Regions from separate parts of the Homo sapiens genome. Here regions 1, 2 and 3 are each linked to region 4. Evidence: chromatin loops called from intact Hi-C (ENCODE). Cell type or tissue: PC-3. All regions are shown on one strand.

Region 1 (8,000 bases), 53 kb before region 4:
AGCAGGTCTTTTAGCTGGACAATAGGTTGATCAAGGCATAGCAAATGACAAGTAGGGGTGTGAACCCGTTTCTATCATTTGCTGGCCATGACCTTATGCAAATTCTTTTCCTTCTCTGTGCCTCTGTCTCCTCATTTGCCAAATGAAAGCATTGGATTAGAATCTGCAAAGGCCAATTAGTTTCATCATATCAACATGTCAATGACTTGGAATATTATATTGAGAAGCATGAGACTATATCTGGGCTCTACAGTAAAGAGCTTTGTGAGGGATTAACAATATTAGTCAGGACAGCAAGTGATATAGTTTGGATATTTGTCTCTGCCCAAATCCCATAGTGAATTGTAATCGCCAATGTTAGAGGTGGGGCCTGGTGGGAGGTTTTTGGATCATGGGGGTGGATCCCTTGTGGCTTGGCGCTGTCTTTCGTGATAGTGAGTTCTCATGAGATCTTGTCATATAAAAGTGTTTGGGCACACCTCTCCCCCGATCCCATTCTCTCTGTCTTGCTCCCGTTTTCGCCATGTGACAGTCCTGCTCCCCCTTTACCTTCCACCATGATTGTAAGTTTCCTAAGGCCTCCCTAGAAACTGAGCAGATGCCAGCAACATGTTTCGTGTAAAGCCTGCAGAACTGTGAGCCAATTAAACTTCTAAATGTTTCATGTTTCTGTGTTCCAAACGTTTTTGGTGTTGGATTTGTTGGATAGGTGAATTTTGAAATTTTTAGTTGAAGTAGAATGAAAAGTGATAGGATTATGGATATAATAGTAATAGATCATGTGGATGTGTCTAGTTGGGGCATTTCAGTGGAAGAATCATAACTTTCAGTCTCTAACTTAAAAGGTTAATGCTAGTTAGCTCTATAGTGATATTATAATATAGACGTTGCTCAATTTTCAAAGCATTTTAGAGGTACCAGTTCAAGAACAATGGGCATGAAGCTGTGATTAGATCTGCAGATTTCTGGGGATTGATTGTAGTAAAGACCTGGCCATGTAGATGTCAACGTTGCTTGGTTTAAAAGTCCTGGGATTGCATCTGGCTTTAGGCCTAATGATACACGGCTCATGAATATAGAACATCTTCTGATGCAATTGATGCGAATTGATATTTCTATGGGGAGGATTACTTGATTATCAACTTCAAGTAGCCACAGTTCTCCTGGTTTTAAGTCTGTTGTAGGAATTACGGACGAATCAAACTTTAGGTCTCCATAATCTGTGTATTCATAGCTGCAGTATCATTGGTGTCCTATAGTTTCGATGGTAAGGGAGGGGTTATAATTTCATCTATTATATATAATATACATAATGATGAAAGAGCAATTAAAATTAAGATAATGGCAGGTAAAATAGTTCATACCATTGTGTTTGTGTGAGTTTTAGTTGTTAATATCAGGGAGATAATGTAAAGTACTAATGAGCTCATTAAAAAAACAATTATTAGGGTGTGGTCATGAAAGTGAAGGAGTTCTGTGATAGGTGACATAGCATCTTGGAAGCCTAATTGAAATGGATATGCCCTGAAGATAGAAAGGGTTCTAACATGTAAATTAACTTTGGCAAAGTTATATGATTATTTTACTATAGTAACTCTTAACCGAGAAAGTCATCGTAGTTACGAAGTTGGCTTAAACCCAGTTTTGGGAGGTTCAATTCCTTCCTTTCTCTTCTAGGCTTTCACATAAACAGGTTCTTCAAATGTGAGATATGGTGGCAGGGAGCTGTAAAGTCATTCTAGGTTTGTAGTTGATAGTTCAACTACTGAAACATCTCGTTTTGAAGCAAAGGCTTCTCAGATTATGAAGATTATTAAGCTTGGCCTCCCAGCTAACTTTAGTAGACAAGTCCTGGAGTGGTTTCTGATTGGCTAGGTTTGGCTATGTTTGGCCTTGCCCATATCCAAGCCAATCACTGTGGCCAGGAGAGAATATTATGATTGGCTAGGTTTGGCTATGTTTGGCCTTGCCCATATCCAAGCCAATCACTGTGGCCAGGAGAGAATATTTTGATTGGCTAGACTCAGGTCACATGCCCTCAATCTTGTGGCTAAGCGGGTAGAAGACTGACTAACAGCCCCACTTAGATTTCATGGAATGGAGCAGTGCATTCTTTCTCTTAAAAGAAAACCAAGGAGTTACGCATGCTCAGCAGAAGGAGTTTGGGAAAGCCTTTTGGGAAGAAACAAACCTGTAGATACATACTAACTCCAGCTACATGAGTGGGTAGCAGGCAATTTGGCATCATACAGCTCACACTTTTATCATCACAGAATTAGATTCAGGCCCTGACAACCCTTAAATTCTATTCTTATGAGTAAAGAGCTCAGAACGAATGGCACTGCACTGAAATTCAAGAGGCCTGCAATTGTCCATTCATTTTGAGTAATATGAATCAAATGAATGGCAAGATTGGCTGTTATTCTTCTCTGCTCTTGGCCTCAGTTTACTCATGAAGGGGTTGATCTTGTCACCAGATGTTCTCTCAAAGTACACTTCCTCTCTGACATCCCCACCCACTCCAGTGCCCTAGAATTTCACCCCAACAGGCCCTGAGCCAAGCTTACGTAGCACCAGCAGGGCTCAGCACTGTCTACCTACCTGGGGAGGCTGTCTCTGAGCTGGCTTGTTGCCTTAGAACTGATAACTAGGGTGCTTGGGGTGAGCTCCTGAACCCCAGCCTGCTCCTATCCTTGCCATGTTGGCCCCATCTCTTGGTTGGGTAACAAACTTGTTTCTCTCCATCTTCACCAAAAGAACAATTAATCCCAAAGATTTGAACTGATAGCATGCTTTTATAACTCACTGAATCTGGTGTCAACGAGGCTCTGGCCCTTCTTCACGTAGCTTTAAGGGGAACCACTTGGAATGCCCACCCCAAAGAAGAAGCACATCCGCAAATAGTACAGAGAAAAGGAATCTTCTGGGCTTTAGTGCCATCCAGGCTGATTTCTTTGTTTCAAGCCCTGCTCTCTCCTTCATCCCATGTAAAAGCATTGTTTGATCAGATTTTTTTCACCATTGCAACCATTCCCCAGTTGCCATTGGCTTCTTTACTGAGCAACATCTGTGCCCTGGCCTCCTCATTCCTCTGAAGAATGCGCTTTTGATGGGTAAACAACAATTGTAGCTTGTTTTCTCTAGTCCCATGGGACTTGGGGTTATTCAAGTTTAGAGATACACAAAGACTTTATAAACACCGGGGATTTATAGCCACGATTGGCTGTGATTGCTTTGTTAGCTCATAGCACATGCTGGGTGTGAGGGCCTGATTCCGGGTTGGGCCAAGGAGCCTGAGCTGCGTCTGCCTCAGACACCTGTAGAAGATGAAGTTCAGCAGGAGAGAGGCAGTTACTCATCCTCCTGGCTCTGCGTCCAGTGACTTCACCGCCAGAAAATCAGCCCTAAGGCCCTTGCCTAGGAGCAGGGCAGGAGAGAAATCGATATTTCAGTCATTGCCGACACTGCCAGCAAAAACAGAAAGGGAAGCGAGGGACGTGGACATTTTCTGAGTACCTAACTTAGAATTTTGTTTCAATTTCACAATGTCCTAGTGAAGCCACTATTATCCCGCTTCTGTCTAAGAGAAGGAAACAGGCCCTATTGTGCAGGAGTGAGGCCCTTTTGTGGACACACATGTGGATTAGTGCTGAGCTCTGCCTATCTCTGGTCCTCTCCCAGTGCTGCACCTAGAACTCAGAGGGCAGGTGACAAGGCACTGGGCTGAAATGAAGAGGCCACGCAGTGTGTCCAGCGAGCCTGGCACTGCTGGCCCTGCTGGCCCTTAAACCCACTGCTCCAATTCTTGGATTCTGGTTATTAGCCCATAAACTGGAGCAATTAGGGATCCTGAGGATCTGGTGGGGTGGGAGAGCAGGGAGACAAAAGGCAAGGGGAGCTGGCAGGGGATGCGTGCCAGGATGCCCGGTGCCCCTCGCCCACTGTGGGAAAACAGGGCTCGTTTCTGGAGCAAACCCAGAGAGGCTTGCTCTTTCTTCTCCACACCAATAGGGGGCAGCAGAGAGCAGTAAGCATCTAGTCTTAGTTCCCCAGAAAAGCTCACTTTTGTTCCATTTCTTCAGTTTGTGATTTGGGCAAAGTCATTCACTTTTCTGGGCCTAAGTTTCTTCATCTAATTGGGGATAATAAACCCTTCACAAGGCTTTTGAGGCAATAATTAATCCCAAAGATTTGAACTGATAGCATGCTTTTATACACTGCACCTGGAGTTAGTGAAGCCCTGGTCCCTTCCTCATGTAGCTTTAAGGTGAACTACTCAGAAGGCCTACCCAAAAGAAGAAGCACATTTGCAAATAGTATAGGGAAAAGGAATCTTCTGGGCTTTAGTCCTGCCCAGGCAGTCTAGGCAGAGATCATGGATTTAAATCACTTTGTACATCAAATATAGGTCCTCTTAAATTTTAAAGCTTCTCAGGTCTGTTGTCTTGTACATAAATTTCCTTTAAATTCTTTCTAGAAGTAAGGAGACTAGGAAAAATCAAATACAAATAAAAATGAAGGCATGATTGTTGTAAAAATTTACCTGATAGTTGTTTTGAGAAAACAAATTTTTTTTAAAAAAAATCTTGGAATTATTAAAAACTTCTTGGAATCATAATTGGAAAGGGAGTGACATTCATTCACTTGAGAAATGCCTACTGATTGTCTCTACATGCAAAAACAGTTCAGACACAAAAAGCTCCTGCCCTCATTGAGCTTCCATTTAAGTGGGAGATGTAGGCCTTGATTGCTTGAATTTAAACATGTGTGCATGAGTGTACCATTAAGTTTGGAGATTCTAGCAGGGGAGTGCAGCTACTCATATATCCTTGACCAAAGCCTGGTCCTCCTCTGCCGGAGATGGTCGTTCTCTTTGACCGAGCACACAGCTTTGGGAGGGACTCACATGGAGCGGTGAGGGAGGAAGGGGACACCCGCCTAGCCAGCCAGGTCAACCAAGTCATCCCTGGCAATCAATGGGGTGACAGATGTCACAGCCAGATCACCCCCTCACATCTGAGTGTACCCTTAAATTATTTAATTTTTTAAGTGTTAATAAGAAAGACTGACCACCCCAAGAATGTAGATAGGGAGACCTAACCCAGAACTGGAGAGTCAAAGAAAGTGATGTTCAAGCTGAAATATGAAAGATGGAAGTGGAAGAGGAAAATATGAAAATATGAAAGAGGCAGTGGAAGAGGAAAAACTGTTCCAGGCAGTGGGCACAGCAGGTGCAGAGGCTCCAAGGAGGGACAGTAATAAGGAAGGGTGTGTCCTGAAATGCCAAGAGTACACCTCACCTAGACATAGACATTGAATAGTCATGACTTTTCTATCTAAATGTGGAAAAATGACCACAGAAATATTGGGTAGATTGAAAGTATAGAATTTTATTTTTAAATATTCATTGCAGATCAAAATTAATATCGTCAACTTTAGGATCATAAAGATGTATTTAGTGTAATTTTCTATGCTCATATGATAATATTTGGCATAAGGATAATGAGTTAGTGGAAACTGATTTTCAAGAAAAATTATTTAAGGACTATACTCTTAAAACGGAGTTTTCCTCTTGAATTTTCCATTCTGCCTCTCCTGACCGTGATCTCATCAGTGGCCCTGATTTGCTTTGTGACCTGGTCCCAGTGTATTTTTCTATATTTGTTTCTCACCACTCTCTCCTTTCACTCTCTCTGTTCTACACAATTAGGCCCCTGCGTGTTTTCCTCAGGCCCTCACCTCCCAGCTCCCATACCCACAGCCTGACCCTTCTCCTGGCTTACTTGTCTGTCTCTCTCTTACCTCCTGAATGCGATCCCAGCCATCCTGCAGGCCCATGAAAAACGCTACCTCCTCCTTCCTGGAACCTAGCATCGTATGCCCAAAGCACACTCCCTGTGGCCACTTATGACAAGGAGCACATGCCTGTCTCACATCAAGGTCATCTCTGTCTGTACCTGTCTCTCATTAGACTGTGAGTCCCTTCAGGGCACAAACCACATTAACTTTGTGCCCCCTTTCAAGACTTAGTACAGTGTGGCTCACACTGTCATGCATGTCACATCTAGTAGGTGCTTAATCCCAATTTATACCTCCCAGGCCAGCTGGGAGGGGCAAATGGGGGCAGCAAAAAGGGCAACTTGCAGGTGAGCAGGAACAGAGGCCCAGGCAAGGCATGGACTGGCATCGGAGAGTGCGTGGAGCCCCCTAAAGATGTCCAGGGATGTGGGGGAAGGCCTTTGACAAGTGGTTGGGAACCTGATAACAGGCAGGTAGAAGCCATCAAGTCAGCAGTGTAACCACTAATCGTACCTCAGGTGAGCCCACAATCGGTGAGACCCAGAGGATATTTGGGTTACATTTGTGTAATAAACTATGTATGCACAAAGAAAAGTTTGGAAAGTAAACATCAAGGCATTAACAATGACTGTCTCTGGGTGGATGGATGAATGTTTTTGATTTTCTTCCTTTTGGTTTCTCTATATTTTCTGATTTTCCTGAAAGGAACATGTGTTGCTCTTATAATAAGAAAAAAAACAATAAAAGTTGTTTTTAAAAAATCAAATTACAGCACACATTTTGCCTGGGGACACGCTTAGGAGAACAGGCATTTTAAACTAAGTGGTCGCCAAAGTACAAAATGTTACAGTTGATCCACACGGATGATTCTCTCCTCTCCCTCCCCATGGCCAGGAATTGGGCAAGCAGATCATATAGGAATTTACCTGTGAAAGTGGATAAGTCCCCTGTAGCGTGCTTGCACAGATGGCCATACCACGGATGCAGCAGTGATTAGCCATGTAAACTCACTTTCTGCAGTTTTACCAGCATCTACCTCTCCAGCTCCTTCCAGGAGGAGTCGCTGTTGCTCTCCTCTCCCTGGATCGGCCCCACTCATTTCCTGAGTCTTACCTGACCAGAATAGGGCATACACGGTGGGCAGGAGGCCAGTATATGTGGCATGGTCCCAGGGCTTGATGTGGAGCGGTAAGGCCAGGGTAGCCAAACGCTCAGGAAGTCTCTGTTTTTAACCATCAACTCCATCACATCATCTGTCATTCGTGGTTTGTCGTATTTATTTCTCCATTTCCTGTTGGAGCTCAAGCCCTACCTTGAATCCCAGTTCGTTTGGCAAGAGTCCTGACAGCCTGCCAAGCTCCTGAAACCCTGTTCATCCTGGAGCATCTTCCTGGTACCCTCTGACCACTGGGGACGGTCCTAAGCTAAATGACCACATCATCTGGGAGTTGGTGCTACCACCTGTTTGACTCAAGTGTCTCTTGCACCCAGATTCTGATGACTGTCCTTGAACCACTAGACTGTGATACTGACATACTGACACCCCAGCCAGACTGACATCCACTAGATTCTCATTTGATTTTGCCACACCACAGGGCAGGGCCTAGTGGAAAGGACACTCCTCGTCTTGGCCCAGAAAGTCTTATGTCACCTGCTTCCTGCTTGCCCCTGAGCTCAGCTGGCAGCACTTTCCCTCTTGTTTCCTGCACTCGAGGGACATTGGTCTTCTTTTTGTTTCTTGAACATGCTAAGCTTGTTTCTACCTCAAAGCCTTTGCACATTCATTTGCTGTTCCTTCTACCTGGAGTTCTCATTCTGTGGGTCTCTTCAGCTGGTGGTTCTTTTCCATCATTAGGTCTCAGTTCAAAATCACCTCCACTTAGAGTCTCTTCCCTGAAAGACTCTGTAACCCTCCCAATCCCCCTTTGCCCTCCTTCCTCACCAAGGCCTGTCAGTGGGCCTGGGAGCCTCCTGTCCTTCCTCTCCACCATCCACTACCAAGGATGCCCCTTCAGTCTCTTAACTAGGGGCTGACAACTTTGTCTGCTCAGATAGTAAATATTTTAGACTTTGTGAGACATATACTATCTCTCTTGCATATTTTCTTTTGTTTGTTTTACAACCCTTTAAACATATAAAAACCATTCTTAGCTTTCACTTCCACACAAAGACAGACCATGGGCAAGATTTGGAATCTAGGC
Region 2 (8,000 bases), 78 kb after region 4:
ATGCATTTTTTTTTGTCTTTGAAGTGAAGAATACATTTTAGAAGCAGCTCCTCTTCTAAAGTTTTCTATCCTAGTTATTATCACTCTATAAAATTGTTTAAATGGAAGGTTCTACAGGCTGTATGTCTGGTAGAAAAATGTCCTCCAGTTAAAGGTGTGACCTGCTTCAAAGAAATTGAAGAAACTACTGGAATTCCAGCCCAGGAGGAAATAAAAAATTCCTTAATTGAAATACTAAGAGTCTCGGTAGGGTAGGGATCAGCAAATGGTAAGGCTTGTTTTTTGAAGTAACAAAAACAACAAAAAAATCCAAACAAATAAAACGCTGTTTACATTCAGGATATGGCCAACTTTCCATATAAAGAAAGAATTCTTCTAATATATTTGCTTCAATTCACATTTATGTTTTCGAGGATCTTATTATTTAGCAGTATAATAACATCTCACATTCGTACAATGAATGGCAGTTTACTAAGGGGTCATATAATTAATTTGTGCCTTAAAATCATCATGAGAGAGGAAGACCAAAGAGATTCCCATTTTACATATAAGGAAACTGAGGCAGACTAGAGCGCTGAACGAACTTGCCTAAGATCAGAAAGCTGGTTAGCAATGGAGTTGAAAGCACTGGCTCTCTGGCAAAAAGTCATAGATAATTCTGCAGGGCATGCTGGTAGAGGGTGTGGGCTTTTATTTTATTTTTTAATCCTTCATCCATCTTGAATAAGATAGAACAATTTCTAAATAAATAAATCTGAGCCAGGACTTTACTAAGTGTTGGGGATACATAGTTACTGCCCCCAAATCCGCAAATAATTTCACAGGAGTTGATACTCCCACAAGTCTAAGTGTTGAGTAGAGAGATGCTGGGGTGCCAAGGATTCCACAGAGGGGCTGATTTCAACTGCTGAGGGAGAGGGGATGGGTCAACACAGGCTTCACGAGTTCGGGGACCCAAGCTGAGTCTTGCAGGACAAGGAGAGTTAAACCAGGTGAGATGGGAGGTGGAGGTGGGGCTGATGTTTGCATGCAGGGGAAAGTGCATGGGCAAAGGTATGGCAGAATAGCCAGTGATGAGGCAGGACTGATAAGCAGCATGAAAACCTGTGTCTTGGACTTCACTTAGAGGGCCATGGAAGGTATTATAGAAAGTGAGACAGAAGGTTATTTTAAACCATTGACCCAACTAAGGATGATTTGCCTCTTTCTCTCCCCCACCTCTGCTGGGACATTTGGCAACATCTGGAGACATTTTTGGTTGTCACAATGGTGAGGGGGAAGTTGCTACTGGTATCTTGTGGGTAGAGGCCAAGAGCATTGCTATACATTCTCCATTGCACAGGACAGCCTCCTACAACAAAGGAATGATCTGGCCGAAAGTATCAACAGTGCCAAGGTTGAGAAGCCCTGTTTTAAACAAGGGAATGATATGTCTGATTTGTTTTTCTCTTTTGGAGACAAATTATAAATTTTTCTAGGAGCTAGGGAATTGCTAAGTGACTCAGCAGCTTTGTTTATTTTGAACGTTCTTCCTTCTATAATAGACTGAATATATGGTATTTTCATTTTCTGTTTTGTTTTTATTCTTCTGTATTCTCTATAGAGGGTACTTGATGTGATCCTAGTCTAGGTGAATGGCATCCCCTAGAGTTGTGCAGTGCACAAACTGCACAAAGTCCACATGGCAGGCTTGATGGGAACTGTGATCCTTGAGAAGTCATTCAATGAATACCTGGCTGAGTGGAGTGACCTTAATAGAGTAGCCTTTAAAATTAATCACCCAAGTAGTACTTCTTTTTAGTGTCCAGCACAGCCTGGCAGAGGAGTTCAGAATTTGAGGAATGATTGAACAAATGAAGGGATGATTGAGCAGCCCAAAGAATGGGAAAACTAATTGGATACCAGGTGATGCCGAAGGAGAAACTTGCCATTAAAAATCCCAGCAAGGTATCCTACCAAATTTCTGGAGTGCATTGGAGTGGAAACAAACAGCCCTGTGCCAGGGTCCTCTTGGCTGACACTTCAGAATCCTGCCTCGTGAGGGGCCCCTGGAGTAGAGGCTGGGTTTAGACTCTGGAAAATTACTAGGTTTTCTGGTCTCCTGGGTCCTCTGCTGCCTTATCAGTGAAGCTTTGTCAGTATTTCCATCATAAACCCTGGGTGTGGGGCGAAGTGGCCTATAAAATCTGAATCTGGGCCAAAGCTGGCAGGCACAGAGCCTGTTAAGATGCAATTAGTTTGTCTCAGGGAGTCTTCGGTTGGCTTCTTTGCTTAATTGGGAGAGCACAACCAAGAAATACAGAGGTTTGGTGTGCCTTCTGTCTCTAAGGACAGACACAGAAAGGTTTCTGTTGCAGGGAAGAAAATCGGGCCAGTCTCTAACACAGAGCTCTGGGAAGTAGAGGTTTGAAGAGGGTTGCCCACCAGAAGCTAGGAAATACATCTGGACAGGTGCCAAAGGCAGCTCTGTGCCCCAGGTCAGCCCATGCTCCTCTAGATCTTTCCCTATGGTTAACTTACATGATCCTTAAGGTCTACTTTTATACCTAGGTGAGGATGTTCTGGGATGGTCACAGCAAAATAAAATGATTGTTTAAAGCCATGCTTCACATTTAAGCCTCCCTCACTCCATGGTGACATTCATTCATCATTTCATTTATCACCTATTATTACTTCTTTGTTCAGGCTGAACAACAGTAGGGAATTATAAAGGAATCAGACCTGGCCCTAAATACAGGCATTGTCCCTTGCTTGAGTTACACAGTAGTAAAACCACCAACCTCTTGGAGCCTTAGTTTCCTTACTTTTAAAGTTGAGAAGAAAATACCTAATTTATGGCATAGTGATGAAATTTAAATGATACATAATTTGTAAAAAGACCATAACACTATGTCTGGCCCCCCCCAAAAAGTGTTCCTTAAATAGTACTTTATGCCACTAGTAATAGTACTACTACAATAATAACAAGGTAATAAATGCTGTCCTTGGAGTATATACAATGCTGTAAAAACTCAAAGGTATGAGTGTCTGAGGGTGGGTGGAGGTGAGAGAGGAGTCAAGGAAGACTTCATGGAGGAGGTGACATGACCTGAGACCTGAAAAATGGATTATGAGTTTTCCAGGCAGAGAAGAGAACAAAAACCTTTCCTGTTAGCAAGAACAGCCTATGCACAACTATTGAGTGTGCATGGTCAGTGTGGGGGCAAGGGGATGCCTGTTTGCTATCTGCTCACAGGGTACAGGGTGGGAGGAGGTATGGAGTGGGGATGATCTTCTGGCCTCACTGTGAACCTGCACTGATTGAACCAATCCATTCTTCCTCTCCTCCTCCCTCTTCCCTTTCTCATGTCTGCTTTTAGAACATTTTCTTACATGCAGATTCGTTAATGCATAGGTAAGTTTCATGAGGGAAGGAACTTGCCCTGGGTCACATGGTGAGTCCCAGCACCAGGATCTGAGCTCAGCACTCTCCCGTGGAGGCTGTGGCTTTTTCTTAGCTCCTCTTTCTCCATCAGAGCTGACTGTCCACCTGTCAGATCTGCTCATCTTTCCACCCCAATCCTCTGCCTCACTCCCTACCCTGCCTGGCCAGAGGGTTCACTCCTGTAAAGCTCTATTAAAAATCTTTTATGCCACCTTAGTGCAGCCTCCCATCTACCCTATACCATATGCGGGCTTGTTAATTCCTTAGAGGTATACTTATGGCACAACTTTGAGACAAAGGCACAGGTACCCAGGGAACAGCTGCTTTCACTCTGGAAAAATGCCGATAGGTGTCTACTTTCCAGAGAAGGGGCAGGATCAGCAGAGAGTTGGAAGCATGCAAGGGAACAAACATCTTGAACACCTACTATTGCTGAAGACTGTGCTGGGGACTCTTACAGCTGAAACTTGGGTTCAAATCCTGACCATGTTACTAAATATCCCAGGCAAATTACTCACATTTCCCAAATCTCTTTTTCTTCATGTGTAAAATGGATAGTAATGCCGACCTATTCCAGAAAAGGAAGATCAAATCCCCTAGCTGCCTTTGAGAGTCTAAGATTTGAATATTCCCTCTTATCTGCTTAGATTTGGAAGAGACTCTTAGGTTGAACACATGATTCCTTTGTTCATCAGTTGAATTATCTCACTGAAGCTGTGGGGAGTGGGAGAAGAACACTGGCCCTGGAGTCAGGGCTAGAAGCCTGATGCTCTGTCTGCCAACTTGGGAAGGTCTTTATCAGAAGAGAAAATGGATTCCAAGGGGAGCAGCCCCTGCTTGCTCCTTAATGTGCCTGGGAAAGGGGATGCTCAGGCGCAGTGAAGAGACCCACTCAGGTTAAATAAACAGCCTGGAAAAGCTGGAGAGACAGGAAAAATACCCCAGAAGCCTCCTCCTTCCTCAGAGCCGGGTTTGTGTCATCTGTTCCTGGGAGGGGCACACCTTCAGGGAAGGAGCCCTGGACTTGGAGTTAGCAGATTCTACCACCTACCAGCTGGGTGTCCATAAGCAAGTCACTTAACCCCTAAGTTTTCCTCATATGCCATACAACATTCATGTTAATTTCTGGAGGGAAGAATGCTCCGGAACACAGTGAACAGTGTGTAAATCCTACCCCCAAATACCCTTTTCCCCAAGGATTGCCACCCAGCCCCAGGGCACAGCTCAATAAAGTTTCCATAAAACTCAGCTTCTCTGAGTCCAGCTTCAGAAATTACAGAGAGTTGATTCATCACATTGTTTGAATTATGTCAATATGAAAATACAGAAAACCCACAGGGAGTCAGCCTTTTCCCATATATAAAACAGGGTTACAATCCTGTATAAACTTTTAAAAGATAATAGTTTGTATCATATGCATATGATTGAAAAAATAAAAGGAAAGAACAAGAAAAGAAAAAAGTACACATTGGCAAACAATGTAATTCAGGCCGACACCCTGGCTTGGGACTCCCCCTTGCCCTTCTCCTGCTCTTCATTCCTCATCTCCGTAACATCCCCCATCAGTGCCCTGGCAGCAGTAGGCTGGGGCTTTTCTGTGGCTTCAGAGTCCTGCTGCCTCCTCAGGATCCCTGAATTCATCCACTCTTCCCCATCTCCACCGTCACAGCCCACACCTGGGCACCAACATCCCTGACTTGGACCATGGACCACCTTGCAATGAATTGCATTATGTCCACTGAGGCTGCAGTGAGGAGGATAAATGCGGGTAAGAAGCAAGTTGGGGCACATTAATCTGTGCATGTCTGTCCCCAGAGAAGACCTTGAAGAGGCCCTTTGGAGGTGTCAGGATGGAGGTGGAGCCCTTGGACAGCTCTGCCCAGCTCCCCACCCTCATGATCCACCCCTCCTGCTGCTTCTCCTTTACTCTCTCCTATGCCCTGAATTGCTCCTCTCTGCTCTCTCTGCCTGCAAAGTTCTACCCTCTAAACTCCCCTGACCCTATTTTACTCCCGCTGTGCTGTGACTACCCTACTTCTCTTCCCCACCTCAACCCAGGTCAACTCCTTTTGCACTATGTTACCTCTCTCCCTTACACAACAAAGAAGTGATTGTAAATCTGATGAACCTGTTTTCACCTCCAAGCTGTGAGTTCCACAAGTGCAATGACTAAACTTGTTTTGTTTCATCCTCATATCTTCAATCTTAATAAAGAGACTTTGTTTTTTTGAATACAGAGTCCTCCTCTGTTGCCCAGGCTGGAGTGGCATAATCTCGGCTCACTGCAGCCTCCACCACCTGGGTTCAAGCAATGCTCGTGCCTCAGTCTCCCAAGTAGCTGGGATTGCAGGTGCACCACCATACCTGGCTAATTTTTGTATTTTTAGTAGAGATGGGGTTTTGCCATGTTGCCCAGCCTGGTCTGGAACTCCTGGGCCCAAGTGATCTGCCCGCTTTGGCCTCCCAAAGTGCTGGGATTACAGGTGTGAGCCACCACGCCTGGCCTTAAAGTGACTTTTTACATGGTTGACACTGAAACAATATTTGCTGAGTTGTGATGATAAACATCTAGCCCATTCTCGGTTCTGTCACTATTGATGCCCAAAGTTACTTCAAGACAACCCTACAACCATTCTCACCTGTAAAATGGGTACAATAATAACTACTTTGTGGTGGCATTATGAGAATCAGAGAAAAATTTGTAAAGTGCGCTTCACATACTTATTGATTTCATTTATGGAATGCCTACTCTTATTTTGAGGGTTTGAGGACAGAAAAATAATAATTTTTTTTCTAACACTGTGACCACCAGTCATGATGAATTTTTCAACATGGGCTAATGCCCACCAGAGATGCACAATAGCAAGTTCTTGGATCAGAGTTCTGTTTACACTTGGATGGTGAAGGAATATCAGTTGTTAGTTTTCAAATGAGACCTCCTCTTGGATGGCAGCACATGAAAGAATTGCCTGGGCACGGGTCCAAGGTTCTGTATGCAACATGTGTGGATGTTCAAATACAATTTCATTTATGCATGACCCCACCTGTCAAGATCCCACATCCAAATTAAAAATACAAAAGATTAGCTTTTATGGCAAAGAGAATGATAATAATTTGACAATATTAGTATTTGAAGTGATAATTTATGATAAAGAGAATAATTATGTACCATATTAATTACAGTCATGTAATTAATTGCATTAATTACAGTCATGTAATTAATTGCATTAATTACAGTCATGTAATTAATTGCATTAATTACAGTCATGTAATTAATTGCATTAATTACAGTCATGTAATTAATTGCATTAATTACAGTCATGTAATTAATTGCATTAATTACAGATGCTTAATTACATGTCCATGGGTTTCTTGTCTGAGGAGTCAACCAACAACAAATAAAAAATATTTGGAAAAAAACAAAAAAACAATATAACAAGAAAATACAAATAAACAACTAATAGTGAATAACAACCATTTACATAACATTTACACTTAACTAGGTATTATAAGTAATCTAGAGATGATTTAAAGTATACAGGAGGATGTGCATAGATTCTATGCAAACACTATGCCATTTGATATAAGGGGTTTGAACATCTGTGGATTTTGGTATCTGTGGGTGGTTCCTGGAACCAATCCTCCCTGGATACTGAATGATGGACTGTATTCCTTCCCCTTCTGTCCTTACATGGTCAACATTTTGTAGGGAACAGCAAAGGTGGTTTAAGATAAGACTCTCCTGGACAAGCACTGGAGAATTCTCTGGTTGCCAATCTTCTTACGAAAGCCTCCTAGAATTTTGGATTTAGGTGAAGCATTTCAGATGGTATCTTAAGGAATTCTTGGCAAAGTGTGTTGGCAGGTGACCTACAGGCTTGAAGATTAAAAACAGACTAAAAGATTATTAAGAGACTCCCTCCCAATGGCACACAATGTTGTAGTTTAAACTGTGCCCACGTACATTATCTTGTGTAATTTTGATGCAAAACTCTTATACGGTACAAGCTGGGATTATCCAACCCATTTTACAGGTGAGGAAAGGGGCTCATAAATTTGCCCAAGGTTGATCAGCTAGTGAATGGCGCTTCCAGGACTTAGCCTTGGTTTTCTCTCTCAAAGCCTTCTTTTTATTGTCTTACATTTACTTTCCTCAGGCAGGGCTGTGTTCCGAGTCCTTACTCTTAGCCCTGCCTTGTCTCTCAGTCTGGAGGTCTGAGGAGGGAGGGCTGCTTTGTACCTTCCCCACCCTTCTGTCCCTGTGAGTCCTGGTCTCCTGAAGTCTGCCCTGCCCACTTACCCAAGGAGAGCTCATCAGTCTTCTTCCATACTTGTTCTCATAGCACTTGTTCATCAAGCATGCTTTTGTGTAACAAATAGGTGCAGGGCAGTGTGGTTTGAGCCACAGAAAAATAACTTATCTATTTGTAAGTTTCTGCTTAATAACATGGTGTCAAAGGAGGGTGCTAGGTGGGGATGTGTCCACAATAATTAAAATCATTCTATGGACTTTATTTCTCATAACTGTGCACAGTAAGTATTCTTTTCCCTGTTTTATGGATAATGCAGTGCATTA
Region 3 (8,000 bases), 950 kb after region 4:
TTTTTCCATTGTTTGTCTTTTTCTTATTGACTTGTATGAATTATTTATATATCCTGGGTAATAATCTTTTAAAACTTGAATGTATTGTAAATATTGGGACAAGCTTTGTAAACTTCAAAGCAGCACCAAAAAAATGGTTTTTATTAGTGTTCATTTTACTCTTACATATGTCTTATCACCTAAACCAGAGCCTCCAGAGGACAGAGAATGTGGCTTCCTTATGTTTATTTATCCAGAATGAGTGTTAATAGGAAGCAGCCTGGAATTATGGGGGAAAATTAGGGCTTTAAAAATAGAAATGGAGTTAATACTGCCTCTGCCACTGAGTAGCTATGTAAGCTTGTTCAAACCACTTAATCTATTTCCTTTGTTCTAAAATGGGAAGAATATCTCACAAGGTTGTGAAGAATAGCATAAGATAATGCATGTAAAAGTGCTTGGTGTGGGGGCATAGCATATACTAGATTCTCAATAGATATTAGAATAGAAATATTGATAAATATTTGTTGGTGGTGAACTTAATTCTTCAATAACTGGATAATAATAGCTTTATTGACCATTTCTTATTTCTAGACACTATTCTACACAAACAGCTCCCTCTACTATATTTTTATCTTTTTTTTTTTCTGTTTTGAGATGGAGTTTTGCTCTTGTTGCCCAGGCTGGAGTGCAGTGGTGTGATCTTGGCTCACTGCAACCTCCGTCCCCTGGGTTCAAGAGATTCTCCTGCCTCAGCCTCCCGAGTAGCTGGGATTACAAGTGCCCACGAACACACCCGGCTAATTTGTATTTCTAGTAGAGATGGGATTTCACCATGTTGGTCAGGCTGGTCTCGAACTCTAGACCTCGGGTGATCCACCCGCCTCGGCCTCCCAAAGTGCTGGGATTACAGGCGTGAGCCACCGCGCCTGGCCATCTTTTTTTTCACAGATAAAGAATCTGAGACTAAGAAAGATTAAGTAATTTAGACAGTTATACAGCTTGTAAATGGTGGCTTTAATCTACAAAGACTGATTTATCTTAGTCTTGTCACAAAAATGTATTCATCCATCCAACAATATTTGTTGAATGTCTACTATGTTCCAGGTACTCCACTAGGCACTCGGCTGCATTGGTGAACAAGATGAACAGACTTCCTACCCTCAAAGAGCTTATATTTTAGTAAAGGACCAAAACAGCAACCAAATAGGCAAATAAATTGTGATATATTATGAACAAATGCACAACTAAGATAGAATATGGCAAAGAGCTTGGAGATTCTTTCAGGGAAGTGATCAAGAAAGCATTTGCCAAGGAATGACACTGAAGCCAAAATAAAACAGATGAGAAATAGCAAGCTGACCATTTGAAGAACATTTCAAGCAGAAGCAACAATATGCAAGTTCAGTTCCAGTCCATAATATGAACTAGACAGAAACTATTTCGATATTCCATATCTCCCACTTGCGAGTCCTGCTCACTCTTTTTAGCCATGGCAAGGAAGAAAATACTGTGAGCCCGAAGCAGCTGGTAAAACCATCATTCTACCCTGAGCCCGGATCACCCCCAGCTGGGCAGCGGCCATCTGGACATCCTCCAGCTGCAGCCACTCTTCTCCTACCAACTTCCCTTCCACGGCACTGTTCCATCTCCCAGGCCAAGCCTGTGAACTTGGCCAGATAGGTTTGGCTTTGTTTCTCAGGTAAAAACTTTTCACCCCAGCATTCCCCACACCGTCAATAATGGTGCACATTTGCAGATTGGTCTGTACGTGCATAAGCTGAGACCCTAGAGGATTGATTCAAGTCTGGGAGGGTGCCAGGTTTTCATTAAACCCCTTATAAACCAGCACTGCAGTTCTACAGGGCCACATCTGCCGAGGAAGCCATCTGTGATTCGTATCTTCGTGCTCCAACAAAACGCCAGCAGTGTGAAAAACTCTCCCCTCTGCTCTGCAGTGAACTGGAAAAGTAACATTAGTAATCACTTTTGCAGGCTCCATAATGACATAATGGGCATTGGCTTAAGTCTTAAACCACAGCCAATAGCCCCTGCCAACAATCTGGGTGGATCCAAGCTGTCCTAAAAATATAGGTCATCACTCATGCCCTTCTCGACCTAAGAGAATAAAGATAAAGAATTTGCACTTTGAGATACAGGGAGAAAAAGTAACTAATGTTTAATGAGTGTCTGCCAAGCATCAAGCACTTTGCAATGATGACAACCTTAAAAAGCATGCATGATTGTACTCATTTTACAGAGGAGGGGCCTAAGGTCAGAGATACTAGATGGCTTACCCAAAGCCACACAGATCAGTGGCATGGCAGAAGGTCGAACTCAAGCCTCACAATCCCCAAAGCCTGTGAGCTTTCCACCCCAGAAGGAGAACCTTGAGGATGGCATGCAAACTAAGTGTTTGGATTTTTCTACAAAAGTAATTCAAGACTGCATTAAAAATTAAGCACAGGACAGATAGAACATCTTTCACCTGTAGTAGCCTAGATCTGGGTAAAACCACTAAGTAATAGAACTGCACATGGGTTATTTAAATCCATAATACTCACTTTGAGTTAGATGAACAGAAAGGAGCTTGCCTTCTCTGCTTAATTCTTGCTTCCTCCTCCCCCAACCCCAGCCCATCCTGTCAAAAAAAAAAAAAAAGAAAGAAAGAAAAAGAAAAAGAAAAGATACTGCCTGCTCCTAATGTCTGAGCCCACATCCAAAAATAGAACCATCCAGCCGGTGTTCATTTCATTAAGAGTACCTTCCAATAGGGTGCTTGCTTGCATTTTCTGCTAAAGACCTTTGGAGGTCCCAAGCAGTCTTAAAGCGAAAAGTCCTTTTTCTTCTGAAGATGCAGGATCTCTCTGGGGCTATCCAGGACAAAAGGACGGACTCCTTAAACAAAGAGGAAACAACTGCTCCCCTCAGGAGACTGCAGACTCAGAAGCAGGGAGAAGAAGAAAAAAAAAAAAAAAGCCTGGGCTTTAGGACCAAGCAGGCTGCGGTTTGAATCTTGGCTTTCCTGCCAAATCATTGTATGAACTCAGACAAATATTTACCTTTCTGAGCATCCTTATGTGGAAGAATGAATCTAATGATACCTACCATACGGGGTTACTAGGAGGAACTGAGAAGACAATACATCAAGACACAGGCACATGGTGGGTTTCAATAGAAGTTAATTTGCTTTCCTTACCTTTTACATTTATCTTCTGTTTGGCTAAAGCTTCAAAGAAAGATTCAAAAAATGTTGAAAGGGTTGATAGTTTTCTTTTGGAAGGATAGTTTTTGATATTTCAGATTCTGTTGGATTGTCTAAAAGATTAACTCTCAGCAGCTTTTCCTCTTTCCTCATATAAACACCTAGAAATAATTTCCTGATCCATGTCCCATTGATGCCAAAGAGCAACAGGACAAAGAGAATCAAATCATGTTTAAATCACTTAGTGGAACCCCTCTTTCGTAGATTGCCAGGTTAGCCAAAGTTTTAGTTTAAAAAAAAAAAAGTTGGGGGAAGTTGGGAAAGAAAAAGCACTGACAATGAAGGAACCCTGCTGCTCTGGGAGAATTTTAGACTTGACAAAGATTTATACAATTTAATCATCATGTCCATATTCATATGGTAACCTTTGCTGAAAGAACCTGGTTGGAATTCTGGCTGTATCACTTGAGCAAATTGCTCAATGTCTCTGAACTTCAGTTTCCTCAGCTCTGAAGTGGAGACTAGAGATGATAATCACTACCTTGCAGGATGATTAGGGGATTACTAATTATATCCATACAGCTACTAGGCTCAGTGCCTAGTAGAGAGCAGGTGCTTAATAAATGGCTGTTTTATTACTCACAAAACACTCTTTTGATATCCACAACAACCCTGTAAGGTAAGAATCACTGATCCCATTTTTTTTAGATGAGGAAATGGAGATTCAGAAAAATAAAACATGACATTCAAGACCCCCCAGCCCTGGCTTGCACTGAGAGGACCTGCAGATTTATTTGACTGCAAAGCCTGTTTTCCTTCCAGCGTGCATACTGCTGCCACGTCTGTTCCTGCAGATGCAGAGAGGGGAAGATTTCAAGCACTTTTCGTCTCCATCTGAGTTGCTTCCTCTCCTCTGACTCGTTCCTGCCTTGGCAGTCCTGGCTGCCGTCTTCTCTATGCTGCCAACATCCCCTGACCTGACTCTTGCCGCCAACTGAAGCTTTCACCCAGCCAAAAAGGCATTTGGGAAACCACATCCCCTTCCCTCCCCACTGCGTGCCTTTGAAGTGAGTGTGTCATTTGACCAGTACCTACTCAGGCTACAAATTCCAGACTCCTTTCCTACCTGGAGCCCTGGGTCCCCCATGGTTCAGGGCAGACATTAGGCGAGTCTACCTTATTTTTCACAGTGCTTTATTTCAACCCAACCTGAATTTACTAGGTACCTACTCTGTGCCAGACACTAATCTTAGTTCTGGAAAGAGAGAAATGGGTAAAACACAGGCTCTGCTTTCAAAGAATCCATGGAATATGACAGAATCTAATTTGGTTCAGTTTAAATAATTGCTAAGCACCTACCACAGGCCAGACCCTGTGCTAAACACTAGAGAATACTAAGATAAATAAGATGTCAGTCCTCTGGGAAGAGCTTACCATTGAATGGAACAATATCCTGATTAGTGTACTAAGCAGGATATCTGGCAGGTTTTACTAGGTCGGTGCAAAAGTAATTGCAGTATTTTTCCATTGAAAGTAATGGCAAAAACTGCAATTACTTTTGCACCAACCTAATACAACCTGCCAGATATCCATAACCTACTATGGGTTTCACATTGTGCTTCATAGGCATTCTCTTTAGTCCTCAGAATAAAATAACTTTTGAGATAAATGTTTGAAAGGGCAGAAAAATTCCTCTGTCCAAAACTAATCATGATGATGAGGATTCTAGATTTTAGGTCTGCTTTTTGTCTCAAAAGCTGCTGGTTTCTTGGCAGGATGGTAGCAGATCTATTTTCCTATTATTACCTCACATTTGAATGGTGTACAAGGATTTTCCAAAGCATATCCCTCCATTATCTCATCTGAGCACCAACATATCTATCCTGAATAGTGTAGGGTTTTCTGGGAGGCCCAGAGAGGGCCACGAGTCAGGGAAAAGTGGACGAGCAGCAACAAACCCTGCAAGGGCATTTAACCCTTACAACACCCTGTAAAGGAGGTCACATATTTCCCTCTCCCCATTTTATACTTGAGGAAACTGATGCTCAGAGCAGCTCTCCCAAGTTCATAGTGCTAGTCAAAAGAAATCCTTTGTTTGAACTCAAGTCCTACAGCAGCAGTACCTCTGACAGCTGGGTCTGTCCTCGAGACAAACCAACACTCTCATCACTGAGCTGGGATTTCAAGCATGACTTTGTGGGACCTCAGTTCAAGCACGCTCCTTTGCCTGTATGACTTTCGGGGACTCACCCAGTTTCTCTGGGCCTCAGTTTTTCATTTGTCAAGAGGCCATGCTAACCTCTGCCATCTGCATCATAGGTTCTGTGAGGGGCTGGTGAGATGCAAAATAAAAGGGAGAAAGACTTTGGAGGAGTTATAAATGTGAGAGATCATTGTTAATAATAGGTCTTCCAACATGTTACTATGGAATCAGAGGTTCAGGAGACAAATGCAGACAGGCCAAGATCCCCTCTGGGAACCCTGCCCTGAAACCAGGACCTGCTCCTTAAAGGACTCCCAGCAAGGCCCACTCCCAGCACCAAACACCCTGCCCTGATGATTTGCCTGGCTCTGCCCCTTCAGCCAGGCTCAACTAGCAGACCCGGGAGGGGAGGGGCTTTCACAGAAACAGATGGATCTGGTCACAGGGTGACAGCGTCCATGCCAAGAGCCCACTTTGTTTTAATGAATGACACCAAACATTTAAGCCATAAACTCTTCAGATTGCTGTGTCTGGCAGTAATTACATGCCTCCTATTAATAAATCCTATTTCTGAATGGTTTACTGCATCCCTTTCTGCAAACACTGCAGGCTGAAACCTGTCAGATGGAGCCAGAGGCCGACTTGTGGAGAGAAGGCAAATAAAGTGGGATGGCTTTCTGGACCTAAAAGGGTGACAGCCACAGGAGGAAAAAAGCAACAGGATGTCCTCCAGCGCCCAGGTCCCCAGAAAGCAGGGGTGTGCCTACCACCCTCACATTCGACCAATCTGACTCATAGATTCTGACCCCATAATTTATCTTGATGCCATCTCTATTGTCACTGAATCCTGTAGATTCTGACCCCCTAATTTATCTTGAAGCCATCTCTATTGCCATTGACTTGGTTGGAAATCCATGAGCTTCACCTGGAATATAGTGACTGTCATCCCAACCATCCTCCACATGCTGCCAGGGAGATCTTCCCAACATAAACGAGTGACCATGTCACTCTCCTGTGTGAAAACTCCACAGCAGTCCTCAGCACTCCAGGGCAAAGTCCAAACACTTCTGCACTCAAGGTCCTTCAGGATTTGAATTCTGCTACCTGCCCCCATTCATTTTCCAGAAATTACCCTTTCTACTACACTTTGCCACAGTGGTTTTCAAAGTGTGGTGCTTGGACCATCAGCAGCAGCATCACTTGTGAACCTTAGAGAAATGTGCACTCTCAGGCCCCATCCAGAGCTACTGATTCAGAAACTCTGACATGGAGCCCAGTGATCTGTTTTTGTTGTGGAGGTTGTTATTGTTGTTGTTTTTTAACAAACCTTGCAGGTGATTTGATGTGTGCTAGAGTTTGAAAAATGCCTCTTGCCCAGTTTTTCTGAAACATTAACATGCATAGGAACTACCTGGGGATCTTATTACAATGTAGATTCTGACTTAGTTGGGCCAGAGGAGAACACCAGATTCTGTTGTTCAGCAAGTGTCCAGGCAAAGTCAATGCTGCTGGTCCACTTATCAAACCTTGAGTAACAAAGCTCTGAAGACAGTTAATTGCAAACTCCTTGCCATTTCTCAAGCACACTTACTACTCCTTGTTTCATGCCTTTGTGGATGCTGTTCCCCCCATCTTCTTTCTTTCCTCTCTTTCTCACCTCCCTTATCCATCAAATAATTCTATCATGTATCAGAAGTCAGCATAAAGAGCCTCTGTATGCTTCCTTAACCTCCTTCTGCTGCCACATGACTTTGCCCACACACCCCCAACCAGAACACTGATCCCACTACACTATTGGTCTGTCTGTGCTTCCTCACCCACAAGGAACAGGACCATCACTCTACCTCTTGTATCTCTGTAACCATAGCACCAACACAGTGCCTGGCATGGGAACAATGGACAGTGAGTGAATGAATGAATGAATGCATTAGTCTGTGGATGAATGAATGAATGAATCCTTAACAAACAGTTCTACAGGTGGGTAGACTAGCAAACGAAGTATTTGTGAGTGGAGCTGTGCCCTCACTAGCAACCTGATTTCTCCCAGGGGACTTTTGTTGACTGCTAGGTTGCTTTTAAAGCAGGTAACAGCAAACTCTTGTTTTCTAAACCAAACCAACTGCCTAATCCTAGAAGACACAAAACATAGAGGTGGTCTCCCTGAGCCAGGAACCCCAGAGAAAATTTCTAAGAGGAAATATTCAAACAGCAAGTATACACATATAGGTTTCTCAGATAGGAAGACTCTACATACTGAAATTTCACAAAGACAGCTCCTTTATTTATTACGGTATGTATTACCTCCACAAACATTCATCGAATGTTGACTATACAACAAACGCTGTTAAGAAGTAGGGATGTAAGGTAAGCTGGATATTGTTCTTGTCTCTAAGAGGTCAGTTCAGTGGGGGAAGTAGATATGAAAACAGATCAGGACCATGCAGAATGGCAAAGGCTGCAACTTGGGTGTGCACAGATCATGGGACAGATGCTTTTAATTTTGCTAGGAAAGATGGGAACAAGCACCAAAGAGAAGATAATATTTGAACTGAGTCTTGAAAGATGAGTTTGTTTCTCAGGAGGAAAATAGGGGAGAAGGATACTTCTGGCAAG
Region 4 (8,000 bases):
GAAGAAAACGAATCACCCCCTTTCCAAACCTACCCCAGAGTGCTAGGTACTTACATTTGTTATATTGTTTAAGCTGTTTATAACAACTCAGTGGGATGGTATCATAAGTGTCCCATGTCACACAGATAGAATATCAACATTCAGAAGGTTAAGTCACTTGTGCACAGGTGATGTAATATCATTGGATCCTGGTTGTCCTGATTCCAGAGCCACTCTTCACTACTGCATCATGAGAGGTGTCAAAAGTAATTGGAGATATTTAGCCTGGAAATGAAGAAGAAGAGGCTTAGAAGATATGTAATTGCTGTCTTCAAACCCTGGGGGAAGCAGAGCGGTCAACTGAAAAGACTAGAGGCCAGAGACAGTGGGGGCACCCAGTAACAAAAGGCAGAGCCAGAATAATAACCAAGGGCTGCTGGGGATTATTTCTGCATCCATAAAGAATAACTACTTCAGAGGGTTGGTAGGAGGATTAAGTAAGATAACATTTACAAACCATAAAGCTTGACACTTAATAAGTGCTCAATAAATGTTTAATTCCATCCCCCCACTCCTTCCTTCCTTTTCCCATAAGGGTTGATGTGTGGAAGAATTTTTTTAATGTAGTCCCCAAAGAGGGGGATTTTATATAAATAAAGAAAAGATAAAAAATATGGTTTTCAGAGAAGCACATTTTGGTTCACTATCAGGGTGAATATTCTATTTCACTCAACAAACACTTACTAGGCATCTACTTAATGTCAGGCCCAGGATTAGGAACTGGGGATACAGAAATAAGTAAGATGTGGCTCTTGCCCTCTGGGAGTTTCCAACCTGCAGTGGTAACTGATAAGACGCGAAAAGCCATTATGAACTTTGTAGACTGTTTTCCATTCTGTGAGAGGACCACAGTGGGGCAGATGGTTTGGGGAAACAATTTCCTGGGTCCTGAAGGTGGCTATGCAGTTGCTGGATATCCAGTTGGCTGTCAAGGTGTCTAATAGGCAAGGATCACAAACTTCTGGAGCTCCTGCCACATGGGGCAGGCTTTTCTGCTTTGCCTGGATGGGCCCCAGAAGGCTTTTCAACAGGTTTTGTAATCAGCAGGGTGAACTGCCCTTGGAGAAAACTCTAGTGCCAATCTTGCTCTGGAATAAATCCTAGAGGTTGGATGCACTGATTGTTGGGGGAGACAGAAATGCGAACAGCGAGTGCGCTGGGTGTGGGCTGCTCTCCACCTAGGGCCTCAGAGAACTCGCCCCTCCCTCCATCCCTGTCTCTGGCCTCCCGTCCTCAAAAGCCTTCCCTCCCTCCCCTCCCTACCCCTCCCTTCCCCAACCGCACTCTGTCCCCCATCTCCCGCATGCTTTTCCTTCTTAGTATTTACCCCAATTCATGGATTTCCCATGTTACCCCAGTTGTTTTCTTCCATGATTAGAATGTCAGTTCCATGGGAAGGGGGTTTAATCTGTGGAATCCCAGGCACATTTGTAAAAATGGGGAAATCAAAACCCATTTCCCAGTGTTGTTGGAAGGATTAAATGAGGTAACATTTGGAAAACATATAGTTCCTGACATGTAGTAGATACTTAATAAATGTTCATTTATTTTCCTTTCCCTTTCCCTCAGAGACTATTCTGTACTTTGGACAGGTTTTTGATTAAATATTTGTGCAATGAATGAATAGGTGTGCTTCAGTCTCCTTATCCGTAAAATGGGCTAACAATACTATCTAGCTTATGGTTATGGTAAAGATCAACTAAGATAAACAGTAGGAAGCTCTTAGCACAGGACACCATTCCTGGTCTTATGTGCATGTTACATGTGCTTACCTGTGCTTGCATGCATGTTACATGAGCTTACCTGTGCTTGCATGCATGTTACATGTGCTTACCCGTACTTACATGCATGGTAAGTACTCAGTAAAGGTGAGCAAAGGTGCCGATGATACTGCCGATGATATTGAGATAGGGAAGCTCTGGACACTGGGGCAGGAAGCTGTTAAACTGCTTGAAAGGAAAAAGGAAGTCAGAAAAATCTTGACTATGACCCACATCTTCCTCGTCCCCAGGGTCCAACACAAGGCTTAAAACACCACAGGTAAATGAATACAGAAATGTATGAATGAATCTTATTCAGGAGCACAATGTAATTCACACACAGGGCTTCTGCCCTATCAGCTCCTGGGCAGATGCTGGGTTATAAAATTTTAATAGTTTCTATAGCTGAGTGGGTACTGACTAGCTCCTAGAACCGGCTGTTCTACACTTTCCCCTTCTCCCCAGACAGAGTACTGCTGTCCACTCAGCTACAGATGCAGAAATGTAAACAAAGAAGCTTAGCTGGCCTAAAGTAGGGATTGCTGGAACCAGGGAGATATACATGTCCTTGGCTGACATTTCGATCTGAGGCAGTGGTTAGGGCTCCAGGAACACACACCTGAGTCTCTGGTATTGAGCTGTCTGAAATTAAGAGAGGAGCAGTTGGAAAGAGCCATGGTCCACAAGACAGGAAAACAGATTATCACAATACAGTCTGATAGGGTTGGAGACAATGTGAGAGCACGGGGTGGGAATGGCTTATCCTACTATCATTAGCACTGTGTCTGCAGGGTTGAGAAATAAGGGCTTGTTCGTCCTTCCCTAAAGGGAGCTCTCAGCCTCAAACTTGAAGTTGGGTTCTGGGTCTGTAGGCTGTTTGGGAAGAGGCACTGCACTTCTGCTTTGTGGTTCCTGCAACATCTTCCATGGGATCATGCAGGCTCCGGATAGGCATCCTCTTCCCTTTCTAGGTGCATCCCTTGCTGCTCCCATTCTATGCCTCATATGTCAGCTAACCAGGCAGTTCCCTGTATCCCAGGCAAGAGTCCACCTACCCACCTCCTCCTCTTGTACTGCTTAATGGAAAGAACATGGGCTTTGGAAACAGAGACCCGTTTCTAAGCCCCTCCAGGATTCATCTCTAAAACTGGGGGTACGGGGGAGGGCTATCTATCAGGGGTGTTGTAAACATTAGCAATGCTGTGCCTAGATCACCTAAACTTAGCATTCAATAACTCTTAGTAATTATTATGGTTTTAAGTACAATACAAATTTTTATTTAAAACTAAATTCTTTAGTATCATAAGCATAGCATTCGAGTTAAAAAACAAACTGCAATCTCAGTCTGCAAACAAGTCCAGAAAAGATTTATTTAAAAAGTCTGAAATTCAGCATTCCACCTCTGTAGTGGTTGGGCACCATATTTTGTACCAAGCACAGCTCATAAATATTCTATCACGGAGGTTGACACACAGGAATGCACCGCAAGATACAAATGCTGCAGTTTGTTCTTCTAGAAGTCTCTTTTAAATGCCTTGCCTGTTGTGCAGAGGGCTCAGGAGTGTCCTGGACTCACAGTCTCAAAGCTCCAGAGATGAACGTGTGGGTTTGTTTGGCTCTCTCCCCTTTCAGCCCTTGCAAATGGAGGCATGAACTAGAAGCAGCACTGTCTTTGTGCCCCCAAGAAAGCCCCACCCTGATTTTCACTAATCAATCACTGAGGCTGTTGATCTTTAGCACTGCTTTCTTTAATGTGTTTGTTATCTGTGAGGCTGGATGGGGCATTAGAATTTTCATCCTTCTGTTAGACGTCATATCTGCCCCGTTTATCCCATTATCATGGGATATTAATTACTTGAAAGATTGTGTTTCTTCTATTTCCTGGCCCACTGGGGTCTTTAGGGTTGGGGACACTGGGGAGCCCATGGATGCTAGCTGCTAGGCTGCTGTGGCTGTGCCGGCCATGGGACAGCATGGGGCAGCAAGTGTGGACAGTGATGCAGGGCCCTCCCTTTCTTTGTGCTGTACTGAAGCAATGGCTGTTGAGAATCTGCAGCTGGGAGGATTTCACTGACAGTTGCTGGGACAAACATTTATTGACCTCCTTCAGGAAGGTCAATTCCTGGCACAGGCTCCCCTTCTTCTACGCCTTTTACCCATGCTATCTCTTCAGCCTTGGAATATCCATCTCCTTTTCTGTGCTTATTAAAATCCTACTTATCGTTTAAAATCCAAGTCGGATGCTGTCACCTCCTTGTAGATGGAGGGTCCCTCCTTGTGCTCCTTTGGGCACCATATGCTTCTTGAGTGTGGAAGCACCCATATTGTATGCAGCTTCAAAATAAGGGTCTAGTCTGTGCCTGAGCTGTAGAGACTTCTTTGTCTGGAGTCTTCCCCTTCTACCAAATCCCCTTCCACTGGGTTTTTTTTTAGTCTTTAGCTCTAAACTGAGCAATGATTTAATCCAGGAGGCCTTTCTTGATGCCAGACAAATGAGACCACTCTCCTCTGTGCTACCTCATCAGAGCACTTCTCATCATTTTCACCAATTGTCTGTTCAATTGTCTTTCCTCCCTGCTGGAAAGTCAGCTATGGGGAAGACAGAAAGCCTGCTTGTTTTGTTTACTGCTGTATTCTTAGTACCTAATCTCCCTCCAGGCCTGTAGTAAGTGCTCAGTAAATACTGAATGAATGAATGAATGAATGAGAGCATCTGGATTCAGGTCTCAGTGCTGCCCCTTATTATCTGTGTGACCTCAGAAAAGTCAATCTCCTAGATCCCTCCCAGCTCTGACATTCTGCTATTAATATTTTGCTACCTCTTTTACCCGGTATCTACAGCTCATGTCCTGGCCCACCCAGCATGAGTCATGCCTCAAGAACCTCAGGCACTCGCTCACTCCAAGGATTTTCCATTCTTTGGAGAACCTTTCACTCTTCAAATATTGTCTTTCTGATGTGGTCCTTGGCAGCGTCATAGATCTCTCCAGCTCACGCAGGTCGGGTCCCTTGATGGGATCAGGCTAGGTCAGCGTAGATGCCTTATCTACTCACTCTGTTCCTGGAAGTCTGGGCTTTGTGCATTCCCATAAAGGGCCCCAGAAGAGGGTGGGATCTGAGCCCGTGATGGACCATGCTGTATGTTGGTGCAGCCCAAGGGGAGGGAAAGCTGTGACTCAGTGTTTGTAAAATGTTAGCTTGTGGAGTGAGTAAGACCAGACCAAGGCTGACTGTTTTGGGAAGTGGTGAGTTGGGTTAATTGAAATTGGAGCCCAAAAGCCAAGGTCAATTCCTGCCATGGTGGCTCTCACTTCCTAGCTGTGCCCTATTACCATGTAATTTAATCTCTCCAAACCCCAGTTTCTTTATCTGTGAAATGGCTACATTAACACCCAGCCTACTCACCCCCTAGCAAGATTTAGAAGTGCTGGAGGGCACATATTTTCATATGGGTGCATATTGAATACATACTATATGACACAAACTTCATATCTGTTATTTAATCGAATTCTCAGAACAGCCCTGCATGGTTGACAGTTCAGATAAGATTCTGGCCTCAGCTCTGGGTTTCAATACAGCAATGTTTCCCCAGTTGTGTGTTGGATCACACCTTTCCGCTGGGCACGCTCTTTCCCACCCGAGGTTAGGAAATATAGGTTTTTGTGGTCAAACATGTTTGTTTAATCCTACATTGGGACCCACTGGTGTACAGTAATTAGGATTTAAAGGGAAAAGATCTAGCCACCCCAGAACTCTCAGTCTTATGCTCAGCAGCCTGGAGTTGGGCTCCCCAGTGTTTCAGTTGTTAGGCAGGGCAGCCATCCCCTGCAGACAGGGCTCCGTCTGTGATGCCTGGGAAGGGGCATCACCAGTTGGGGTCTTTGACTCAACTTCAGTGTCATGAAGGATTTCTGCATTTACATTTTGTTTTGAAATTGTGCGGGAGGCGGGTGGGATCTGGCAAGATGGCCGAATAAGAACAGTTCCGGTCTGCAGCTCCCAGTGAGAACAACATAGAAGGCAGGAAATGTCTGCATTTCCAAGTGAGGTACCCAGCTCATCTCACTGTGACTGGTTAGACAGTGGGTGCAGCCCATGGAGGGCGAGCCAAAGCAGGGTGGGGCATCGCCTCACATGGGAAGTGCAAGGGGTCAGGGAATTCCCTCCCCTAGCCAAGGGAAGCTGTGAGGGACTGTGCCATGAGAGATGGTGCTATCCGGCCCAGATACTACACTTTTCCCACAGTTTTTGCAACCCACAGACCAGGAGATTCCCTCGGGTGCCTACACCACCAGGGCCCTGGGTTTCAAGCACAAAACTGGGCAGCCAATTGGGCAGACACTGAGCTAGCCGCAGGAGATTTTTTTTTCATAGCCCAGTGGCACCTGGAATCCCAGCGAGACAGAACCGTTCACTCCCTTGGAAAGGGGGCTGAAGCCAGGGAACCAAGCGGTCATGCTCAGGGGGTTCCACCCCCATGGAGCCCAGCAAGCTAAGATCCACTGGCTTGAAATTCTCACTGCCAGCACGGCAGTCTGAAGTTGACCTGTGACACTAGAGCTTGGTGGGGGTAGAGGCGTCTGCCATCACTGAGGCTTGAGTAGTCAGTTTTCCCCTCACAGTGTAAACAAAGACACTGGGAAGTTTGGACTGGGTGGAGCCCACTGCAGTACTGCCAAACTGCTGTAGCCAGACTGCCTCTCTAGATTCCTCCTCTCTGGGCAGGGCATCTCTGAAAGAAAGGCAGCAGCCCTAGTCAGAGACTTATAGATAAAACTCCCATCTCCCTGGGACAGAGCACCTAGGGGAAGGGGTGGCTGTGGGCGCAGCCTTAGCAGGCTTCATCGTTCCTGCCTGTTGGCTCTGAAGAGAGCAGCAGATCTCCCAGCACAGTGCTTGAACTCTGCTAAGGGACAGACTTCCCCCTCAAGTGGGTCCCTGACCCCTGTGCCTCCTGACTGGGAGACACCTCCCAGCAGGGATTGACAGACACCTCATACAGGAGAGCTCTGGCTGGCATCTGGTGGGTGCCCCTCTGGGACGAAGCTTCCAGAGGAAGGAGCAGGCAGCAATATTTGCTGTTCTGCAGCCTCCACTGGTGATACCCAGGCAAACAGGGACTGGAGTAGACCTCCAGCAAACTCCAACAGACCTGCCGAAGAGGGGCCTGACTGTTAGAAGGAAAACTAACAAACAGAAAGCAATAACATCAACATCAACAAAAAGGACGCCCATGCAAAAATCTCATCCAAAGGTCATCAACATCAAAGATCAAAGTTAGGTAAATCCATGAAGATGAGGGAAAACCAGTGCAAAAATGCTGAAAATTCCAAAAACCAGAACACCTCTTCTCCTGCAAAGGAGCACAACTCCTCACCAGCAAGGCAACAAAATTAGATGGAGAATGAGTTTGACAAATTGACAGAAGTAGGCTTCAGGATGTGGGTAATAATAAACTCCTCTGAGCTAAAGGAGCATGTTCTAACCCAATGCAAGGAAGCTAAGAACCTTAATAAAAGGTTATAGGAACTGCTAACTAGAATAACCAGTTTAGAGAAGAACATAAATGATGTGATGGGGCTGAGAAACACAGCACGAGAACTTTGTGAAGCATACACAAGTATCAATAGCCGAATCAATCAAGTGGAAGATAGGATATCAGAGATTGAAGATCAACTTAATGAAATAAAGCATGAAGACAATATTAGAGAAAAAAGAATGAAAAGGAATGAACAAATCCTCCAAGAAATATGGGACTATGTGAAAAGATCAAACCTACGATTGACTGGTGTACCTGAAAGTGATGGGGAGAATGGAACCAAGTTGGAAAACACACCTCAGGATATTATCCAGGAGAACTTCCCCAACCTAGCAAGACAGGTCAACATTCAAATTCAGGAAATACAGAGAACACCACTAAGATACTCCTTGAGAAGAGTAACCTCAAGATACATAATCATCAGATTCACCAAGGCTGAAATGAAGGAAAAAATGTTAAGGGAAGCCAGAGAGTAAGGTCAGGTCACCCACAAAGGGAAGCCCATCAGACTAACAGCAAATCTCTCTGCAGAAGCCCTATAAGCCAGAAGACAGTGGGGGCCAATATTCAACATTCTTGAAGGGAACAATTTTCAACCCAGAATTTCATATCCAGCCAATCTAAGCTTCATAAGTGAACGGGAAATAAAATCCCTCAGCATT

What was found. Hi-C counts contacts between places; a loop is a spot of excess contacts. Peaks named below come from ENCODE experiments on the same cell type or tissue, not always from the same donor. Only the 100,000 strongest peaks of a DNase experiment are listed, where the experiment ranks them.
Region 1: it touches region 4 in a loop (5-fold over the local background); 7 of 110 quality-filtered maps call a loop at or near these places.
Region 2: a loop joins it to region 4, with 10 times the contacts of the local background. A loop is called at or near these places in 2 of 110 quality-filtered maps.
Region 3: it touches region 4 in a loop (2.6-fold over the local background); 2 of 110 quality-filtered maps call a loop at or near these places.

Annotation. Positions count from the first base shown.
Region 1 is chr1:55,371,835-55,379,834 of GRCh38, forward strand. It overlaps the pseudogene MTCO2P34 and the pseudogene RN7SKP291. Among named protein-coding and RNA genes, the nearest start is that of MIR4422, 150 kb to the left of the region's middle. In PC-3, CTCF peaks have their summits at 4,002 (motif pointing right), 4,219 and 6,857; DNase peaks (open chromatin) are centred at 3,367, 4,027, 5,277 and 6,957; H3K4me3 peaks cover 263 bases; H3K27ac peaks cover 2,527 bases.
Region 2 is chr1:55,502,454-55,510,453 of GRCh38, forward strand. No RefSeq gene overlaps it. Among named protein-coding and RNA genes, the nearest start is that of MIR4422, 280 kb to the left of the region's middle. RefSeq lists an enhancer at 5,720-5,889. In PC-3, a CTCF peak has its summit at 4,782; a DNase peak (open chromatin) is centred at 4,648; H3K4me3 peaks cover 1,112 bases; H3K27ac peaks cover 4,021 bases.
Region 3 is chr1:56,372,660-56,380,659 of GRCh38, forward strand. No RefSeq gene overlaps it. Among named protein-coding and RNA genes, the nearest start is that of LINC01767, 38 kb to the right of the region's middle. In PC-3, no CTCF peak of the experiment used is centred here; DNase peaks (open chromatin) are centred at 2,992 and 4,202; H3K4me3 peaks cover 2,562 bases; H3K27ac peaks cover 3,539 bases.
Region 4 is chr1:55,424,509-55,432,508 of GRCh38, forward strand. No RefSeq gene overlaps it. Among named protein-coding and RNA genes, the nearest start is that of MIR4422, 200 kb to the left of the region's middle. RefSeq lists an enhancer at 4,184-5,383. In PC-3, no CTCF peak of the experiment used is centred here; a DNase peak (open chromatin) is centred at 4,833; H3K27ac peaks cover 4,668 bases.